2 separate regions of the Homo sapiens genome follow, and region 1 is linked to region 2. A link is a loop called in an ENCODE intact Hi-C map of the cell type or tissue named here. Cell type or tissue: PC-3. All regions are shown on one strand.

The links. Hi-C counts contacts between places; a loop is a spot of excess contacts. Peaks named below come from ENCODE experiments on the same cell type or tissue, not always from the same donor. Only the 100,000 strongest peaks of a DNase experiment are listed, where the experiment ranks them.
Region 1: a loop joins it to region 2, with 8 times the contacts of the local background. A loop is called at or near these places in 4 of 110 quality-filtered maps.

Annotation. Positions count from the first base shown.
Region 1 is chr9:4,923,329-4,925,828 of GRCh38, reverse strand. No RefSeq gene overlaps it. Among named protein-coding and RNA genes, the nearest start is that of JAK2, 61 kb to the left of the region's middle. RefSeq lists enhancers at 1,432-1,491, 1,512-1,671. In PC-3, a CTCF peak has its summit at 1,425 (motif pointing right); no DNase peak of the experiment used is centred here; H3K27ac peaks cover 967 bases.
Region 2 is chr9:4,848,705-4,851,204 of GRCh38, reverse strand. RCL1 (RNA terminal phosphate cyclase like 1) reads right to left here. Exons shown (of 9, transcript NM_005772.5): 8 at 1,655-1,758. MIR101-2 (microRNA 101-2) reads right to left here and starts at 908; the gene lies at 830-908. It overlaps LOC124902113 (a long non-coding RNA gene), which reads right to left and starts at 838. Exons shown (of 2, transcript XR_007061402.1): 1 at 1-838. In PC-3, CTCF peaks have their summits at 1,301 and 1,502; no DNase peak of the experiment used is centred here.

The DNA of each region.
Region 1 (2,500 bases), 75 kb before region 2:
TCATTTTTGTGATTACAAATTAAGACACTATAAACATTTGTGTACAGGTTTTCATGTGAATATGTTTTTATTTCTCTTGAAAAAATACTCAGGAGTGAGACTGCTGGTTCACGTGGTAAGGGTATGGTTAATTTTATAAGACACTACCAGATTGTCTTCCAAAGGGGCTGTACTATTTTGCATTCCCATTAGCAATGTATGAGATTTCCACTTGCTCTGCATCCTCATCATCGCTTAATATTCCCAGTTATTATTTTTATTTAGTTATACTAACAAGTGTGTAGTAATATCTTGTGGTTTTAATTTGCATTTCCCTAAGCTTGAATTTTTGGCAGGTGTCATTTTTTAGAAAAAAAAATTATTGAAAATATTATTTAAAGAAACAATAGAATATAAAAAAAGCTTTAGAGTTTTTATCAAAAAGTCATAAGAAGATATCGTCACAGTTTTTGCTTTGGAAGTGTGGTGTACAGTCAAGCAAGGGCCACGTATCTTCTTTTCTCCAAGAGACCATATACTAGTTCCAGCTCTGCCACTCTGCAGCTGTGAGACCATATCCTCCAGAACCTCATTCCTCATCCAAAAAATGAGGGTTGAACTACATCAATTTTTCCCGGCTTTGGCTGTATCTTGAATTCACCTGGGCAGATTTAAAAATCCTGATGCCCAGGCCACACCTCAAGCCAGAAATTAAATTAAATCAAACTCTCTAGAGATCGGACCCAAGCATCAGTATTTTAAAGCTTCCCAGGTCATCTCATGGGCAACCAAAGCTGAAAAGCCCTCAACTAATCTCTAATTGCTTCGAACCTCAAAACTTTTTTTTTTTTTCTCCTGAGACAAGGTCTCACTCTGTCACCAAGGCTGGAATGCAGTGGCATGACAAATGCTCTCTGCAGCCTCAAACTCCTGGCCTTAAGTGATCCTCCTGCCTCAGCCTCCCGAGCAGCCACTGTGCCCGGCCAAACCCCAAAATTACATTAGTCTAATTTCAGCTTTCTCTGGCCTATTTAAGTCAGGACCACTCTAATGGAGTCAGATGATTCTTTATTGGGGGTGGGGGGATCCCTTATGCATTGTAGGACGTTGGGCCGCATCCTTTGCCTCTACCCACCAGATGCCAGTGGCACCATCCCTGCCTCTCAGTTACCAGCTGTAACAACCAAAAATGTCTCTAGATATTGTCAAATGTTCTCTGGAATGGAAAAATCTCCCCTGATGGAGAACCACTGCTTTACTGCATGCCACAGTACACCAAACACAATTCAGCGGAATTTAAAAGCTTTTATAATAGCAACATATTCTTCTGTGTTTTATCCTATCTGCTAGTGCCTCCACCCCACTTTTCTATTAAACAAACTGAAACTCTGTCTAGGCTTTAATTTTTAGGTTGAGTTGTCAACAACCAGCAGAGGGCACTTCTAAAAATGGATTGATGCTTCTAAGTTCTGAGCCCCAGCAGGTGGTAGTAAGATAAAGGCAAAAGCCCACGGCTCGGTCCCATGACCCCTGAGTGTGGGATGAGGGGCCGCAGGAGGAAGACAAGACTGAGGGCTGAAGAAGGGATTTGAGGAGAGAAGAAATAGTAGAGCAGGGGAGTTGTCAGGCCAAGTAGTCAAAGATGTCAAAGATGTAACAGGCCCAGTGAACTGGAAATTGGTTCTAGGAACTAAAAGGGATTCCAGTTAGGTGGAGAGCTGAGGTTGCATCTAGTTTCCTAGAGGGACCTAGACTTCTTTCTCCTTTTGCCTGGCCTAACCCAACTGCCTCTAAAAGGGAGTGTGTGACAAAGCTGTAAACAACCCCACTCCACTTGTGACCCTGTGAGGGAGCCCAAGATATCACATTGTAACTGCCACATTGCATCACAATTACAACTGCTACAATGTATTATGCTCTGGGTCTGCCATACGGTTTTCTGGAGGGCCTAAAAGTTCCAGTAGTCTTCTCTCCAGGTTCCTGTCATGCTGGTTTTGTTATCATTCTCAGTAAAATGTCACCATTGACTCCGTTTTCTTGAGAGCCATGAACTCTTCTAAAAATAGGTCTAACATCAGCTTTCATTACATGCCTCTTCTCATGTACCACCAGGCTTGATTTTCCCTCTGTTTTCTTTCTTCCAACAACAACATATTCCAAAGTCCTTTCAGAGGCAGCTTGGCCTGATGGTTCAAACAGTTCTTTTCTGACATCTCTTCAGTCTTCTGGCAAAATTAGAGCAGTGCCTGGCTCACAAGGAGAAGAATGGCCACCTAAGACAGTGTAATTTTTTTCCCGAAAATATACTCATCACATATTTTCCCATTTTAAAATAATATATAGATAGTAGAGAAATTTTGCAAAGGACAGAACAGTAGAAAAAAATAAGATAATCCCAGCCAGGGCCATTCTAGATGAGCCAATGGCCAGTGGACTCTGTGTCCACTTGGCTTGGCAAGCCCAGCCAAGATCACCTAAGCTCAACCTGAATTAGCAAAGCTACATAGACTCTTGAATTAAA
Region 2 (2,500 bases):
ATGCAAGTTTTCTGGAAGAAAAGACACTACAATTAATGTTTGGTGAGAAGATGTGTTGAAGAGGACACAGGAACTTTCAAAAATGTCCAGTCATATCTTGAGCATCTCTGCAAAGCTTGAAAACATCATACAGGTCCTGGAGCCAAATTGAAAAATCTCCAAAAGCAAAAGAAAAAAAGTGTCACGAAAAAAAACATATATGTATTCCATTTTCACAGAATGTTCTGCCAAACCCCATGCCCCAGGACCACACACATTCAAGACAACACCCCATACCTCATACCGTGTGTGCAAGCAGGACTTCCCCAGGCCTGAAGCAAGGGCTGGGAAACGGCAGCTACGAGCCCAGCTACAAAGCCGGTGGGGCCACAGTGGCCACACAGCTGGCAGCCGCCTCCAGTGAGCTCTCTACAGGAAGCGAGTCTCTGTACCTAGGGTGCCATTCTTCCAGCCCTCATCTCCTCTCCAAGTACTTAACTACCAAGTCTATTTTAGCATTGTTTACTACTGATGTTACCACGCCATTTAGGATTACTCAATTTTAGGTATCCTGTCCTACGAAATACTTTTACACAAGCTATCAGGAGATAATGTGGTCCTTACCAGTTTCCTGCTTATCAGTCTTCCCTCTCTGCTAACAGAATGTATTCTCTTCCATTTTCCTGTTCTAAAAAAACCTCCCACCACGAATTCCAAAAAAAAAAAAAAAAAGAAAAAAAAAAGCCTCCATAAGAATTTATTTCAAGCTCCTGGTTTTCATGCCCCCAACGCCATGGCCCAAGGGTGCATAGCCCCACCGCAGTCCTCAACCCTTTCTCAATGTGATGGCACCACCATTCTTCAGTTATCACAGTACTGTACCTTTCAGATATACAGCATCGGTACCATGATAACCGAAAAAGGACAGTTCAGTCTCATATCTACCTGAATATTCCCTGCCACCCAGCTCACCAACCTCAGATGGGCCATATGATGATCTCCAAGTATGCAAGCACGTGAAAACACACACACACAATGTCAGTACTCAAATAGGCTGTTTTCCGCAACCTCATTTACTATCAATAGGAAATGCTTCTTTCACAGTGTCATTTATAATTCAAGTCTTCTGACACTGTTCTTTTTGAAGAGTGCTTGCTTTTACACCACAGCAGTCAACTTCTGCTAACATTCAACAATCCAAACTCACTTCTACAATTCCCTACTAGTCCAGTAGCATTAATACAAACTCTGTCTTTTGTCATCTTTCCCAGTGAGCTCATATCCTATCATCTTAGACAAAAAGCCTGTTTTCCCACAGCAAGTTAGACAGCTAAGGAAAAGAATGATTAAAAAAAAACTAGTAATAAAATCCAAGCTACACCAAACCAGGAGTTTACCTCTAACCTGGAAACAAAATCTAAAGCACGAACAAAATAACTGCCCAATAGAGATCATGCAATTTCAGTTACCTGGGATTAAGGAAGGAAAGAAATGCAAAAATCCTTGTATGTAAAAATAAACACCAGGTTAAGAGTGACAACTGCTGGCTGATTTGAGGATAAACACAAGCAGGTGTTCATAGTGCAGGCTCTGTGCAGCACAACACCCTTTGTCATTTTGGGCAATGAGAAAATTACACTGGACAGAATAACGAGGTTGAAAAAGAATAACTTACGTGTAGGGAGAGAGAGGGCCTAGCAGGACTTTGGAAACATCCTGCTGTCCAAGGGTCATGAGTAGTAGCGCCAGGCTTTGGTTGGTCGAGTCTACGCATCCACCCTGTAAACACAAATTAATAATTGTACAAACCAGAAAATGGAAAGCCAACAAAAGAGAGGAGGAAAAAAAAAACCAGAAACATACACTCATAATATCAAAATCCAAAGTTCAAGCAACAATAAAACAGAATACAGGTCTTATAAGAGTAATCATTGTATCAACTAACTGTAGAGGGTTAAACTAACAGTTAATTAGAGCAACTGTAATAGTTGAGACTATCAGAATGAGACTATCAGATTCAAATCTTCTTAAGTGAATCTAGTAAAAAAAAAAAAAAATGAAACTTTCCCTTTATCATTAAAGCAGCAGCAGGAGGACATCATCTTTATTGAGTATATGCAAAAAAAAAAAAATCTTAATCAGTTCTAGAAGATGTAGAGTTAATTCCAAGGGTTAAGTGGATGACGCTCATATTTATTGAATCTGTCACAGAACAACACAGTCTATCTGACATGAAACGGCCTTTTCATGGCCTTACTTTTACACTTATTCAAATACATTCAGGAAACTGCTTGCCATACTCTATTAACTTCTCTCCTTTATCTCTTCCTGAGTTCCTTAAAACTGAAGACTTGTTAAGGTTAGATCCCTTTATTCTTACTACTTATGTATAAAATTATGCCTTCCACCCCCTTTTCCTTCCCTTTCTTCCAAATTAACAAGCAGAACAGACTTCTCTTCAAACACTTTCTCCTGAGGTACAACTGCTTAGGTTGCCTTTCTTCTTTTGTTTTTCATTTTC